Regions from separate parts of the Mus musculus genome. Here region 2 is linked to region 1. Evidence: chromatin loops called from intact Hi-C (ENCODE). Cell type or tissue: left cerebral cortex. All regions are shown on one strand. Links, peaks and the distances in the headings refer to the core of each region. The heading gives the core; the rest is flanking DNA.

Region 1 (8,646 bases), core at 2,787-5,286:
TGCAATTTTAATACAAATTTGAAATTGACTATAAAGTTGTATGCATAAGAGCCAGGAATAGCCAGTGAATCCTTAGGGAATTATCAGGAATTGAGACTTCCTTATAAATTCAAGGTGTTATTAAAAATTCAGAATAATTCAGTTTGGTGCTGACCAAAAGACAGTCAATATTGCCAAGAAATAGAGGTTAAAAACTAGATGTCTGAAGATCTGTGATGTGGGACAAAGAGGTCTGGCAGCTCAACAGGGACAGGGATCCACTCAACCAAGGCTGCTGGGATGCTGTCCCACTGGGACTCAGAAAAACAGGTAAAAAAAATGGATCCCTATCTCGTTAAAACGCATATGCATGGACCACTGCTCTCAAACACAGAGATTTATACACACATAGACCCACATGTAGATGTTTCCATATGTGTATACATACATACGCATACTCACACGCATACACCTCCACACACACTTGCATGTAAACCTCTGTAGATACATTAAGAATTTATACATCAAAAGCAAAATGCAAAAATTGTACAAGGAATATAAATGTACATTTTCTCAACTTTAGTGGGCATTTCCTAGTTATAAAATCACTGCTCACAGTAAAACAAACAAACTAAAATGAAGATTTTTATTCATAAGGCACAGTAAATAAGAAAAAAAAAAGACCATAAAAGCCAATGGGAAATATCTGCAGTGTTGTTAATCAAAACAGTTACTCAATGGAAAAATGAATAAATGATATAAAGGGGGCATTTTACAGAATGGAGAACATACATGGCTCATCAGTAGACACAGATATTCAACCTCACTAGTGAGCACAGAGAAGGTCAAAACCACCATCAGTTACCATTTGGTCAAAGCCCAAGGAATCTGGCAAAGCTAAGCAGGGTGGGCATGGACCACTGCTGCTCCATAATATTAGCAGGTGTTAGACACAGACACAAAGCTGTGAGCTGAGGAAGGTGGGTCAACTATGTGAGCGAGCCCTCCCTCGTCACTGCAGCTTCCATGGAACTGCAGACAGCAGCACGTGAGCAGGAGACAGCTTTCTACCTTACATGAGCTACTGTGCACTATTTGTGTCTTTGCAATAACCATCACAAAAGTCTAACATGTGGTGCACAGAAGCAGGGATACCTCTCAGAGGCCAGGTATGGGCTCAAAAGGCACAGGGTGGCATGGGGGAAAGCCTCTGACTTGTGTTCACTTGTAGTGAGACATTTGGTAAGATTGTCACCTAGAATGGTTATGCAGGCAGACCACACACCAAGGATGCTGGACAGAGAATTTTGGTGAGTTCTAGCTTTGTCAGTAATAGCAGTTTGCAAGAAGACATAGGAAAGCACTGAGTGCAGGGTGCGATTTAAATCAACCGAGCTCCGTAATGTTAATCTTCAAGATTTGAGAAACATTCCACAATTACTTCCCTAGGTCAGCAGGTTTCTGTCACCTTGGTTTTCTCAAGAGCTCCCTGTGTGATCTCTCAAAATGGTCCCATCCAATGAGATGCTGGGAGTCAAGGGGAACCTTCAAGTATTTGAAGGCCTTTAGGTAACTGCTATAAAATGGAGAGAAAAGAAGCTGAACACAGATTTGATAATAAAAGAAGAGGACTCTCAGGCCCAGGATCTTTGGCAAATAAAATTTCTGGCTGGACTGAATTTGCAATAGAAACCAGCAGAATTATGTAGTTTGGAAAGCTATTAAGTTTTTTTTTAAAGATTTATTTATTTTATGTATATGAGCACACTGTCACTCTCTTCAGACACAACAGAAGAGGGCATCAGGTGCTATTGCAGATGGTTGTGAGCTACCGTGTGGTTACTAGGAATTGAACTCAGGACCTCTGGAAGAGCAGTCAGTGCTCTTAACCACTGAGCCATCTCTCCAGCCCCGGCTATGAAGATTTTAAGGACAGCAAATGGACAGAGAAAGCACCACTGGACTCGGGAACACGAGCTTTGTTTATCCCTGAGCAACTTCAAGCCCACACTAGCAAGCTGCAATAAGACATTCAACGAAAGCCAGAAATATGGATATTAATACTCACTATTAATAAGAAAGTATACATGCAAAAAGGCCTGCGTGCTGCTTGTGAGCATGCTGACTGTGGGGACCTTCAGAAAGTCATCTTATGTGTCAATGAAATGTTGGGAAATATCCTTGCCATGCTCCAAGACTGGAACTTTTGCTGGACCTCACAGCCAGAGTTAATAATACATTTGGACTCACTTAAGATTGCTAGCCTACTGTCTGCTCAGTTTAAAATAAACAAACCACCCAACCAACCAAACAAAAGCCGTGCCTCCGGTGGTGGCGCATGCCTTTAATCCCAGCACTCGAAAGGCAGAGGCAGGCAGATTTCTGAGTTCGAGGCCACCCTGGTCTACAGAGTGAGTTCCAGGACAGACAGGGCTATACAGAGAAACCCTGTCTTGAAAAACAAAAACAAAAACAACAACAAAAACTAGTCGACCTCACTTGTCTTGGATTTCCCATGTAATATGCCTTTACCACCTAAGCTAATGAGTAGCTATTATCTTAAATGGTGTGCTCTGCCATGCCTCTGACCCAAGGTGATGCATGTCTATCACTTGCTAAAGGCAGCCGATACAGAGGTTAAAAGCTACCAGAAAAGTCAAAAGCACCTATTTATGGATACTGGTTGATAAACAATGACATTTGCAGAACTGTTTTTTGTCTGGGTCAGTTGGGATCAATTGGAGCCAGTGACTTAATCCCTTATAAAACTCTGTTAAAGATTTCTGTAAAGTATCCCATGTCTTCTTGTGTGATGCTTTCTGTGCTGGTCAATAAATACAGAGCAAGCCCTTTGTCAGGGGCAGAGTCCACTCACAGCTACACACCAGACATACATAAACACCGTTAGTCACATGCAGAAAAGACAGACACCCAAAGATATAACAGACAGACACAGAAGGACAGACACAGGGACAGATTCACAAGATCACCTTCAGGCTGACACAGACTCTCATACAAACATACAGTCAGGAGACCCAAGGAGCATGAAGTAGAGAGTTCACATTGGACTCTCTTGGCTAATGTCTCGAAGGGAAATTACTGGTGAGTTGGAGTTAATCACTAATGCGTTTAATCCATGCCATCTTATAATGTCTAGTCAAATGAATAGAAACAAACAAGCAATTTCGAAACCACAAGTCATCCTCCTATGTATTTCATACAGATATAACCTGTGGGGTATAGTTATATTACATTAATGAATTTTAGTTGTTCTAGCCCGAAAAATAACCAAAAGTGGATTCCTCTATAAGCTGATGGCAATGTTGATTTGTTTCTCTAGAGAACATGTTTAACAATTTATATGCACCTCATAATATCAAGTCTTGTGGATAATTTTGGAGAGTGCAATGCTTTTTGAAAAAATCAGGAACAAATTAAGATTTCTATTATGATTTTCATGTGCTACTAAATGATATATATGTAGTCTTTTACAGTGTTTTATAAAGTGGGTCAGAGGTGGGGATATGAGGGAGATGGTACTGTTTAAGGACATGTGAATACAGCATGCTACATGCATTATAAAACACGTAAAAATGTATAAAACATGTATAAAATGTGGGACTGTATAAAGACATTCAAATAAAAATACAGGATGAACATGTCGGTAAGTTGTTCAAAGGAAAGGAGGGCAATGGGGTAGTGAGGAACAGCTGTGAGCTGAGTTCTAAACAGAAGAGCAAAGAGTAAGTCTTACTGAAGAAACGCACCAATTTCCATAAAATATTTTGGGAGGAAAACCATTTTCAGACAGTTTGATGATCTTTTGTTTAGATCAGAAAACAAACTTTGAACAATGTTATATCTGGTGCTGGCTGAAATGAAGTAGGAAAACTGTCTACTGTCTGTGTTTCTAACTTAACCTTAAAAAGAGAACAGAAACTATATTCCCTTGGTTGGATAAAGAGTTAAAAAGGACAAATTACAGAAGATGGGGGAAAGTGCCAAGAAACAACGAGGAACAAGGCTGAGAATTGCAGAGGCAGCTGAGGTAGATGAGAAGATTAAATCAACAGAACACCGACCTGTGCTTTCTCCAGAGCACTATTCGCATTTTCTGAGTTTGCTGTCTCTGTCCGTTTCCTCTTTCTTTTTCTAAGAACTTGGTTGTCGGTGATGTCATCTGTCTGCAAGATCTTCTGCATTTTCTCAATTAGTCAGCCCAGGCTTTCCGGAACGGCGATGGCAGAAACGCCCATGTAGGTGCCGCTGTTCTGCATGCGGTTCTCGCTTCTTAAAAACAAAAACAAAACACAGGGGGCCTCAGCCTGCTGCCGGCTCAGGTGAGCGCCTTTCACGGAAGGTGCCATGTGGAAGGGGCCATGTTGTTGTCTTTCTTACTGGCCAACTTCCCGCACATGTTTACTTGACTCAAAAAAATCCAGCTTGGTGCTGGAGACGTGGCTCAGTGGTTAAGAGCACTGACTGCTCTTCCAGAGGTCCTGAGTTCAATTCCCAGCAACCACATGGCGGCTCACAGCCTGGGATCTGAAGTCCTCACAGATGTGTCTTACGACGGCTATGGTATACTCACATACATAAAATAAATAAGTCTTTTTTGTTTTAAAGATTTTATTTATTTTATATATGTAAGTACACTGTAGCTGTCTTTAGGCACACCAGAAGAGGGCATCAGATCCCATTACAGATGGTTGTGAGCCACCATGTGGTTGCTGGGAATTGAACTCAGGACCTCTAGAAGAGCAGTCAGTGCTCCTAACCTCAGAGCCATCTCCCCAGCCCTAAATAAATAAATAAATAAATAAATCTTAAAAGGAAAAAAAAATCTATTGCAAGGCAGGGGATTGATACACAGTAGCAGGTCATACTTTAAGAAACAAAAGAACCCATTCAGCTTTGTTACCGCCCTCAAGCTGCTCATGTGGTCAGGTGCGGCTAGTTGGCTTTAAAAACTTCAAACAGTGTAAGAACACTTTCCATCTGCCCTTCTTGTCAAGTAGCCATGAAGAATCTACAGGTTTTAAAAATTCTAGGTGTATGTAAACATCATCACACAGAACTGAAATTATGCACTTCTAGGAAAATGTATTAATAATAGTTGACAACATCAGGATGGAGGGTAAACATATTCCCAAGAGACCAATAAGAGTTGCTTAGACCCGAGTTTTGCTTTAAAAGGTGTTTTTCTTTCTGAAAACTCTGCAATCTTATGATAAGAGGTTCCCCTTGTCCCAAACTAGTTGAGTCTATCAGTAGGGTTGTAATGACAACATTTAACCTTGGTTATGTATAGCTGGTGATGCACATTAGGTCTTATTTAATCTTCAGAGTATTTGCTTCAATTGGTTTGTTTTCATAAGCATTTAATTATACGTAATAAAACCAGAGTCAGATTGAGCATATGAGTCTTCATGAAATATATAGAATATTGAGCACCCGGTAATATTTTGCTTCTTATCAAATTACTATAAATGTATTAGCAAATGCACTACTCAAAAATTTTTATTCACAAAGTTTATAATAAAACACTGGAGTCCAGCATCGTTTTGAAAGCTATATTTACTAATGTGATGAGTGAAGTTTTCAAGATAACATTATAGTTGGGCATAGGGTACACACCTGCAAGCCTAGCACTTCAAAGATGAAGGCAGAGGGTTTCATGTTCAAGGCGAACCTGGGTGACACCGTGAAATGTATTTTCTAAATTCTGAAATAAAATAAAACATAAACATACAAAAAGAAAAAAAAACCAAACTGGATAGCATTTTGGTTAGCTGGGGTTCAAATTGAATGTTTGCTCACATAAAAATAATTTCTAATGTTATGTGTGTTTTTTACGTGTGTGTGTGTGTGTGTGTGTGTGTGTGTTCAGGGGCACACATGCCACAGTTGCTGGGTTCAAGGGATTGAACACGTTTCCAGGCTCATTGATTTTTTGATTTCTTTTTTTTTTTTAGATTTATTTATTTATTATATGTAAGTACACTGTAGCTGTCTTCAGACACTCCAGAAGAGGGCATCAGATCTCATTACGGGTGGTTGTGAGCCACCATGTGGTTGCTGGGATTTGAACTTCGGACTTTCGGAAGAGCATTCGGGTGCTCTTACCCACTGAGCCATCTCACCAGCCCGATTTTTTGGTTTCTTAATGGCTGACATTCAAACTGAGTTGAGATGAATTTTCTTTGCAGCTTTAATTTGCATTTCTCTGATGGCTGGTGAGATTTAACATTTTCCATGTGTTTAATGGCACATCTGTTCGTTTTACTTCCCCCATTATTGATGAGTCTGTTTGGTTCCTTGTTTGAATTTTGATGAGGACTGCATTGTCTCTGTGGGTTACTGTTGGTAGACAGCCATTTTTGCAATATTAATAATACAGCACAAGGAAGTTCTTCTCTGGTCTTACCTGTCCAGTGTTCTAACGCCCAGCCTCCTAAGTGCTGGCTTTTCAGTGTGAGCCACCAAATGCAAATACTCACCTTCTGTGCAAGCCCGTAAGGAAAGTTTATATTTACGTATTTCTTCTTTCGTGATATCTTTCACACTGATAGAAACTGGGATATGTTGATACCAACCTACAATCTAATGAAAACGTAAACTGAGAACAAGTTAGGGAGAAGTTCTTCCATGGGCTAGTAGAACAGATTTTGACATGGGGCAAAAGAAAGAGTACTTCCAGACTCTCTTGGTGAAGCCAGCTAAACCAGATATAGAAACCACAAAAAAGAAAATTATAAAACAATCTTTCTAATGGACAGAGGACAAAAACTGTCAACAAAAATACTTGCAACTGAATTGAAGAATACATCACGACCTTCCATCATGATGTCTACAACATCCCAGAACTGTAAGGGATGGTTCCATGTATGTATATCAATAACCTTAAATTAATATATAACTGGACTCAGGACAGAAAGCACCTGATCATCTCAACAGAAGTGGAATAAAACCCAGCATCCCTTTGTGATGAAGTCCCTATGGAGACAAGTCACAGATGGAATATAGTTCAACAGAGTAAATGCCATCACAACAAGCCGGTAGCCAACAGTCTGCTAAATGGCAGAAAACATTTCCACGAAAATTAGAAATGAGTGTCCGCTCTCTTCACTCCCTTTTAATATTGTTTGAAGTTTTAGCTACAGCAAAAGGAAAAGAGAAGGAAATAAAAGGATTGTAAAGAGGAAAAGAAGACACCAAAGTAGCCTTTCTTGCAGAGGACATGATGCTATTCATAAGAGATCCTAAAGACTTCCTCCAGACAACTGTGGCTAATATGTTCAGAAAAGTCACAGGTACACAATTACTATATAATGACCACCCCAAGGACAAACATTCCAATAAATAGGAGGGAAATTTTATTTTATTATTATTATTTTTTTTTTTTTTTTTGGTTTTTCAAGACAGGGTTTCTCTGTATGTGTAGCCCTGGCTGTAGACCAGGCTAGCCTCAAACTCAGAAATCTGCCTGCCTCTGCCTCCCGAATGCTGGGATTAAAGGCGTGTGCCACCACGCCCAGCTGGGAAATCTTATTCTTAATAGCACAAAACTAATAGCAAAAAAAAAGCCACCATGTGGTGGTGGTGCACGCCTTTAATTCCAACACTTGGGAGGCAGAGGCAGGTGGATTTCTGGGTTCAAGGCCAGCCTGGTCTACAGAGTGAGTTTCTAGGACAGCCAGGGCTACACAAAGAAACCATGTCTCGAAAAAAAAAAAAAACAAACAAACCAAAAACAAAAAACAAACCATAAATAAATAAATAAACAAATAGAAAAACCATACCAAACCAAAGTCGTGCGTTGGAATAAACAACCAAGGAAACAAAAGACCTTTCCAAGTTAAAGTTTAATATACGAAAGAAAAGGATTAAGAAAGACAAAGTTGGGAAGACGTCCCAGGCTCAGGGTTAGAAGAATCTACATTGGGAAATGGACATTTTCTGAAAAGCAATCTAAAGATTCAATGCAACTCCGTGGTTCACCAAATGGAACAACAAACCAACCTTCACATGGAAACATGAAAGACAGACAGTCCTGGAATCCAGGAGTGCGGCTGGTGGTGTCACCACCCCTGACCCCAGATTACAGTACAGAGGCAGAAGAAAAACAGCACAGCACGGTGCTGGCACAAAAAAACAGACACACAGGTCAATGGCATAGAAAACAGGAGCTAGATGTAAGACCATGGAAATACTGCTGTCTGAGTTCTCACAAAGAGTCAAAAAAAAAAAAAAAAAAAAAAAAAACAAAAACAAAAAAAAAAAAAACCCACCCTAGAGAAGAGACAGCATCTTCAACAAATGGGGCTGGGAAAACTGAAAATCAGTATGTGGGTGAATGAACACAGATCACTTTTCTCTCACCCTGACCAAAACATCAATTCCCACCAGATCACAGACACAATGGAACGCCTTTAACTCTGACCTTTCTAGAGGAAGATGTAGGGATTCCCTATGAAGACATAGGTGTGGGCAAGAGCTTTCTAAATAGAATCAATCACTTGGGGGGAAAAATTCCAACAGCTAACCAATGGCAGTTCATAAAGTGAACACTTCTATACAACTCAGGATACTCCATTTTGTTAAGAAGCAGCCTACAAGCCGGGCGTGGTGGCGCATGCCTTTAATCCCAGCACTTGGGATACAGAG
Region 2 (8,646 bases), core at 3,559-6,058, 220 kb before region 1:
GCTCATTTGGCAGGTTATTAATATAGGTTTATATAGGGAGAATATATATAAATATATGTAATATATATTGGGCAAATAGTACCCCATATTTTAAGTAAAAGAAACGAAGTTGACCACAATTAGTGTGCATGCCAAAAGAAATACAGCCATGTAAAATATACCAGTCAGCAATCCAAACACATGTAGTAACATGAATCAGAAGTGCTCAGAAACACACAACGATCTCAGAGCCAACCTGCAAATACCTAGAAAACAACGATTATATAAAATCAGATTTTTGAGTTTGAGGCCAGCCTAGTCTACACAGTGAATTCCAGGACAGTCAAGGCTATACAGAGAAATCCTGTCTCAAAAACAAAACAAAAACAAAATCCACATATGTAAAGATTAAATCAATGTCACAATGTTAAGTAGAAAAAAAGCATCCAGGGCTGGTGAGATGGCTCAGCGGTTAAGAGCACTGACTGCTCTTCCAAAGGTCCCGAGTTCAAATCCCAGCAACCACATGGTGGCTCACAACCATCCATAATGAAATCTGATGCCCTCTTCTGGTGTGTCTGAAGACAACTACAGTATAATTACATATAGTAAATAAATAAATCTTAAAAAAAAAAAAAGCATCCAAACGCTTCTAAGAAACTCAGATAAATTACATTTTCAGTCATAAATAAGGAACTAAGCTTTGCTCGCCAGGCCTGACAACCTGAGATTGATCCCAGAGACCCACAGGGTGGAAGAAAAGAACCAAGTCTCATGAAACAGTTGTCCTCTGACCTCCTCACGTGTTCAGTGGCATGTACACCTAACACATTTTTACACACACAAACACACACAAAAGTGTTTTTTTAAGTCAACAAAAAGTGCAAGAAGGGCAAGATGGGAAGGGGGTGATAATGTAATTGTACTATAATCTCAAAATAAAATAAAAACATCCATATATGGAAAGTTTTTAAAAGCACAGTTGTAAGACGCACCGGAGTAGAGAGCAGCTATGCATCTTTGCCATCCCCAGCCAGAGGGCAGGAGCACCGTCCCAGACAGGAGCCTCCCAATCCGGACAGGTACTAAAGACAAGAGAGATTTCCCAACAGCACATCACCAAAGCCTGAGCTGTTTACCACTCGAATAAGCATGCCAGATGTTTCTCCACAGCCCCTGCATGAGAACCTGTAGTGACCAAGCCCATGACGCTTCTGGCAGCCATGCCATGCTGAATATAAATATTGAGTTCCACTCCCTCCAAAGCCAAACGCAAAGAGCAATAAGCTATAGAAAGACTATAAACCAGGGGCAAGCACAGCACTGAGAAGAAGGTCCAACTGCTTTGGGAACTGAGAGGAGAGTGTACTACAAGACTCCAAGAGGAAGTGGCATCCCTGGAGGAGGTACTACCAAACAAGCTACTCAACCTAGAGAGCACCAGAAATGTCACAGGAGCATCAAATACAGACAGGGCAGGTGTGACATATGAAGTCCAAAGTCATAAAGCATTAAATAAAGCCACCACATGGAAACTGAACAATGTACCCAGGACTCTGATAAAAGAATGTCTACATGAAAGCAAAGACCTGCAGGAGAGTGGAGGCTTCCTGTCTGGGATGGCAACCTTGGCAAGGGTCATCCAACAACCAAACAGTTTTAAGGATTGAATAACGTCACCATAATCCTTATTTTGGTATCTCAAACTTAAACACCAAGGATCATCAGATATTTGTGGGAAACACTCATCATAAAGGACTATTTAATTCAAATGAGTTTGATAAAGGAATGAGGCAAAGGAGCTAAATGCTGCTAAAGTATGTTGAAAATGTGTAAGACAGGATGGAGAGATGGCTCAGTGGTTAAGAGCACCGACTGCTCTTCTGAAGGTCCTGAGTTAAAATCCCAGCAACCACATGATGGCTCACAACCATCTGTAACTCCCTCTTCTGGAGTGTCTGAAGACAGCTACTGTGTACTTACATATATTGAATAAATAAATATTTTTTAAAAGAAGGAGAAAATGTGTAAGACACCTAATACAATTTCCAAAATAAACAACGATAAATATGATGCCAGAACAGAAGATAGCCAGACAACCAGTCATAAAATTTCCATGCTGGGCGTGATGGCACACACCTTTAATTGCAGCACTTAGGAAGCAGAGGCAGGTAGATTACTGAGTTCGAGGCCAGCCTGGTCTACAGAGTGAGTTCCAGGACAGCCAGGGCTACACAGAGAAACCCTGTCTCGAAAAACCAAAAGAAAAAAAAAAAAAAAAAGCAACAGAACAACTTTTTTCAATTTTCTAATAGACATCAATAATTTCAATAATAGTTTAGTTTTAAAAAGCTATTTCTGAGAAGAAGATAAATTAAAGCTAGAGATGACTCGGCAGTTAAGGACACAAACTGCTCTTCCACAGGACCTGGGTTGGATTCCTAGCACCCAAGTCAGACAGCGCCCAACTGCCTGCAACTCCAGTTGCAGGAATCCAGCGCTCTAGCCCCCATGGCACCACACTCAAGCTCTGGGTTTGGGTCCAGTGATCCTGTGTGCGAGACTTCCCAGGCAGCCCCACATGGGGGTATTATGTAGGCACACGCTGAGAAGAAAAGCACCCCCCTAGGAGACACTGCTAGCTGACTCTCCTCATACAACCGAAGCTGATCAGAAGTGTAGGAGCTGGAGAGATGGCTCAGTGGGTAAGAGCATCCGACTGCTCTTCCAAAGGTCCCGAGTTCAAATCACAGCAACCACATGGTGGCTCACAACCACCCGTAATGAGATCTGACTCCCTCTTCTGGAGTGTCTGAAGACAGCTACAGTGTTCTTACATATAATAAATAAATAAATCTTTAAAAAAAAAAAAGTGTAACAGGAAGCGGGAGAAATGAGTTCAGACAACGCAAGTACCTCTGTCCTCTTGGACGAAGCCTTGCCAGGGAGGTGCCTGCAGACAGAACATGGGCCTTACATGGACACCAAAGTCCTAAACAGTCCCACTTCCACCTGACTGCTGGAACCTGCCAGAAACAATCTCTCTCTGACAGCAGCTTTCTTCTTCTATCTACAATAATTCTCCAAGCTAAATTTCCCAAGCATTTCTGTTTCACTGCAAAATGTAGTTTGCTCTGATTCACCTGTAAAAACTACTTCTTAAATCTATCCAAGCAGATTTAAGGAACAGCTGAGTTTCAGAGTGACATACGGCCTTCTCCAGACTTCACGTGCTTTCCAGTATCACTTGCTATCAGCTAGTCGTTGAACTGGGTACCTAATAAAAAGACATAGAGCCTGCACTCCACTAACAATATCAGCACTTAAAAGGACATGGTACTTTACAAGCCAGGCACAGTGGCACGCCTGTAATACCAGTGCTCAGGACACAGAGCCACAGAGACTGCCCTAAGTCTGAGCCGGGGATATACAGGAAGACCCAGTCTCACAAAAATGAAGACAAAAGGAGGGGACAGTGGGAAACACATACACACACGCGCACACGCACACACATAGAGAGAGACTTACAGCCTCAAAATGCAAATGACTATCCTTCAAGAAACTCTGGACTTTATCCTTTGGTAAAATACTGAATCGAAACCGAAGCAGATCCATTTCTTGTTGAATAAACCATCGTCTAAGATCTTCCCTGAAATGCAAACAGAAATAGGAACATAATGAGTAATCAGGTGATTTTTTTTTTAAAGATTTATGTATTATTATATATAAGTAGACCAAAAGAGGGCAACAGATCCCATTACAGATGGTTCTGAGCTGCCATGTGGTTGCTGGGATTTGAACTCAGGTCCTCTGGAAGGGCAGTCAGTGCTCTTAACTGCTGAGCCAACTCTCCAGCCCGTAACGGGGTGCTTACAAGACTCAGGAGATCTTCTGAGACGACACTCAAAGCAAGTCAGGTGCCAAGGGGGCAGTGAAGAGCAGGCACGCTCTCTGCACAGTCACTACTGTGCACCCGGCCCATCTGATACAGGATGTGAGCACTGTAAGCCACTGGGTGGGAGGCCCAACAGTGTTATAAAAAAGGAGAAAAGGCAGAGCATTTTGAGGAAAACTGCGAAATCATTGGATGACATAAAACAGCTCGTTGCATGTAAACGTTCAAAGAATCACTCACATTGGGAAGTGAGGCACTCCTTCTGAGGTGGCTTTGTCCACGTCAAGTTAAAAACACCAAAGTCTTAAAAGTAATTTTACCTCTGAACAGATAAACACATTTATACTTTGTCAACTCACACTGTAAGCTTTATAGCAAACTTCAATATTTTAAAGCCAAAATAACATTATAACCCATTAGAGTGGCATTCACACTATAACTACTGAATATAAAATATAGTTTCATTTCTGTGAGATGACTTTTACAGACTACCAATAATTCAGTGACTGTGGCAGTTATATGAACTGCATATGGTTTTCTTATAAAGCCAAAACTCTAAGTCTCAAGGTCTCAAGCTTTGTACCAAAAATGCTATCATTTATGTTCTTGAGAGGAGACAACTCAAGACACTCAACTCATAAGCCACTAATAAAAAGAAACAACCATATCTCTGACCAAAATTTAGTAAGGGGAAAAAAGTTAAATTGTAAAAAAGCAATTAACTCCTTGTACCTCTGGGTGGCAGCATTGAGTCACAATTAACCAGCTACTGACTGAAAATAGCTAAAATGTGATAAGCTCTTATATCTCTAATTAGAAAACTTTTACCAAATTCAAGTGCATGATTGAATGAATGCTTATTAGTAATATTACCACTCTTTCTTGAAAGAGTATCAAAAGTAGCCTTCCTAATGAAATCCCTTATATACTTAAATCCCAAATGCAGAGCCTCTCTCTCTCATTAGGTATCACCAATTATTTTCAGTATTTTCCAGTAAAAACTTATTTCAAAGAACGCACAATCATATTCAGCCCATGGCACTCTGGTTCCGCTGATGTTACTCTGAGTTTTTCTGAACGTTTCAGAGACAGGCCAACTTCATAAGCACAAGTTTATGACCCGCAAGATCCGAGCAGAGCGTCAGGACGCAGGTGTATACTCACGACTGGCAGTACGCGAGGCGTAGGATAAAGTGGGAGATGTGGTCCCTTCGCCGTGGCTCATACTCATCCTCCAGGTTCTCCTAAGGCCGCGTGAAGAAACGGACATATTGGAATGACAAGAGGCGGAAAGAGACGCTGACTCAGCACATTTCTTAATTCACTCTCCAGGATCATTACTGGGTTATCAACTCAACCAGGTGAAACTAAGAACTATACTACCTCAGTGAAAGCTCCTGAGCAGGGGCGGCAACTGCCTTCCATCAGTCACTGCTCTTAACTTCCCTATACCCAGGATGCTCACCCTCTCAACCAGTTCTACAAATCAACCCTCAGCTTCTTTCAACTGTTCTAAGTATAGACAAAAAACCATACACATATATACATACATACATACACATATATGTATGTATGTATATATAATTTTATATAATATATTTATTTATTTATTTATTTATTTATTTAAATACATACACACACACACACATTCACACAAGTAACCAAAAACTGACTTTGTTCTCAGCACTTAGAGATAGGACTTTAGAATGTAGTATGTATGTGTGTGTGTATACATATATATATTATATATTATATATATATGCTTACATAATATACAAGAATACATACATAAGCATGTAAATATATAATTGCATACATATACATAATTGTTACAGTCAGCTTTTGGTTACTCTTACAAAATAGGAGAGGTAAGTTATTTAAAAGGATAAAGGTCCAATAACTTACCTCTCCTATTTGAGGATTTTAGTACTGTCACTTATTCTGCCACATGCTGAGGCAGGACCACTCACTGCATAGGAGCAGCAGGAAGTAGCCAAGGGTGTAGGGAGACCAGGGTGTCCTGTGCCCTTCAAAGGATGCCCCAGTGACCAAAATCCTCCCACTGGGCCTTATCCTGACCTCTTAGAGATTTCCATCTCCCTTCAAATACACCAAGCTGGGGACCATCTTTTTAACTGTCAAGCCACTGGGAGCCATTCCAGATTCAAACAACAGCATTAAACCTATCAGCAGCAGAGCTGGGATTGATAGGTGAACATCTCCCTCCTCACTTTTTAGAGAGCAGCTTCAGTCTTCACCAGCTGCCCTGAGGCCTCTGTTGTAGTGCCTTCCCCAACAGCATTGAGACGGTGCATCAACACGGCATGTTGCCTCCCCTCCCATCTCCATGGACAGAGCATCCCTCCTTCACTGTCCAATAACTAAAACCTCCAACTCATTGGCTGCTGCCTCTGGTGGCCTTGGAGGGAAAATGACTGTGGAAGGCATCCTAGTGTCAATCTCTGGCTACTGGACAATCCAACAAGGGTGAGCACACCTGCACACGTACATCCATCACTCACACAAATAAAAAACAAGGATGTGTGTCACGGATAACAGTGAGTCTATATGTATGCTGTCCTGCCTCTCCCCTGCAATGTTGTGTAGACATCTTACAAGAGTATTCATAGCTACCTCGCCACTCTCTCCCCCAACCACTCCCACTATTCTGGTTTCTGCCCTGTCTGCAAAGGTCATCCAGATGCTAAATCCACTACACCCTGTACAATTCATCTATGTCATCTACCTTGAGTTTCTGAAACTGTTAGGATTAGAAATACCATCACAAAATAAAATGCCCCGGCTAAAATCTTGGCTCTACCACTTACCATATTATGAGCATGAAGTATAAGCAAACAGAGCCCTCATTCATAAAATAAGACAGTTATTGGTACCTGGCTCATAAGACAAATTCCATTAGAGTCCGTAAGTAGTGTTCTTACAGCCAGATTTACCACAGAATAAGCAGACTACAAATATCTGGTGCTGTTTTGCTGTCAGTATTAATACGGCCACTCTTGCTCTTTGGCTTCTGTGGCGTCCCAGATCATCTTCCTATCCTCACAGAGCTCCTTCTTATCTCCTCCCCAGACACCTCCCATCCACCCACCTCAGACACTGGAGTCTCCCCTGCCGTCCCCCATTTCGTCTCCAGTATTTCCCAGGACTTAAGCCTTGTGGATGCTAAGCTTGGAAGCTCCTCTCCCAGTAAACACGCCTTCCAAGCCCAGATTTGCACATACAGACGTCCACAAGATCCTGTCACACATGTGTCCCAGCCACGTCTGGAACAAAACTCAGCTTCTTAGTCCTAGGACTAGCTTCTCTTATTGTGTGCCACACCCTAAAATATCACTACGGAGACACGGGACCTCACCGTCTACAGCAGGTCATCAGGGGCAGACCTCTGTTACACCTACTTCTGGTTGTGGCTGTGTCCTTTGCCTGCTGTCTGCCCCATAGGTGAGGAACCCCAACTGCACGCTCCCACCTTTACAAAGTCTGCCAGGCCTTGACTGCTAAAGCCACAAGTAAAACCTCTCCTCCCTCCAATTCTGTCGGTACTTAATGAACTCATACACTGTCCTCAGCAGAGATAGGGACACTGCCACTATTCTCTCTGGTTTCGCCTTGGGATAAGCCAATAAAATCCTTTCAGTCTACATCATTAATATCCCCCCCCGACCGTCCCCGTCACTCAGAAATTCAGACTCGCATCATTCCAGGTTCCTGTTCGCTCCTGTCCACCATGACCCAATCAACCTGTTGCTGGCAGTTATCCTCCCAAAATAAAAATGTCATGGTATCTGTCACGATGTAGTTCCAAGCCAGAGGTGGTACCATGTACCAGCTACTTCAGCCCTCCAGGGACTAAGGAACAGAGCAGGGCCAGCCTGGGCTATATCACAAGTGCTAGGAACACTTGCACTGCAGAACAAACCCCTCTAAAACAACCAATCAATCAACTGATCAATCAATCAATAAATAAATAGCAGTTGCAGAAATTCAGGACCTCCTCCTGGTCAGTCTTCTAAACTACCCCCACCCAAGCCAGGTAGCCACTGCACACACTCCTGAAGTACGCAGAAAAAAACAGTTTGCTTCACCCTGTGTGACACAAATACATAGGGGATCTCTGTAGTCAGTCCATGCGCAGAAGGCAAGGTCTCTCCAAGAACCTGCACAATATACAGGAGTCCTGCAATGAGGAATTAACAGGCCAGGCGGAGAGCAGGCCTGAGGGTGGGAAACTGCTGTACTACAATCATCTAACTACATGTCAATCATCTAACTACATGTCAATCATCTAACTACATGTCAATCAGCTCAGCAGAATGTTTATCTTTATAAAAGCCTCTCCCCATAACTCAGCAATATAAACGCACACAGACTGAAGGGAGCGCTCTCCCGCCGCCGACTTCCCGTTACTTACTCTGTAGGAAAACTTGAGCTTTCGAATCTCGGCCTCCAATTTACTCTGGTATTGTTCGGTTCCTTTCACATAGCTCACACCGAGGTTCTCAATTGCTTTAAGCACTAGGGGGAAAAGATTAAAAGGAAGAAAAGTTTAAATCCAAGACAAAAGATAAATAAATCAAAGATAAAAACCTACAGAAAGCAATTCTCTAATTATTTTTTCTTAGAACATCTGACAGTATTAACAACTTTGTTTCCGCAGGTACATCACGTGAACTGTGCTTGGAAACTGATAAACTGCACCAATGTGCAGAAAATGCATGATATTCTAATCCCAGAGATGCTCAACAAGGGAA

Evidence for each region. Peaks named below come from ENCODE experiments on the same cell type or tissue, not always from the same donor. Only the 100,000 strongest peaks of a DNase experiment are listed, where the experiment ranks them.
Region 2: it touches region 1 in a loop (4-fold over the local background); 7 of 42 quality-filtered maps call a loop at or near these places.

What each region holds. Positions count from the first base shown.
Region 1 is chr1:33,879,380-33,888,025 of GRCm38, forward strand. Bend6 (BEN domain containing 6) reads right to left here. Exons shown (of 7, transcript NM_177235.3): 2 at 4,062-4,269. The coding sequence starts at 4,181. Among named protein-coding and RNA genes, the nearest start is that of Gm38471, 8.9 kb to the left of the region's middle. In left cerebral cortex, for the core only: a CTCF peak has its summit at 4,239; a DNase peak (open chromatin) is centred at 4,218; H3K4me3 peaks cover 617 bases; H3K27ac peaks cover 258 bases.
Region 2 is chr1:33,658,739-33,667,384 of GRCm38, forward strand. It overlaps Prim2 (DNA primase, p58 subunit), which reads right to left. Exons shown (of 14, transcript NM_008922.2): 3 at 8,307-8,410; 4 at 5,039-5,118; 5 at 3,508-3,628. Among named protein-coding and RNA genes, the nearest start is that of Prim2, 6.7 kb to the right of the region's middle. In left cerebral cortex, for the core only: a CTCF peak has its summit at 4,609; a DNase peak (open chromatin) is centred at 4,605.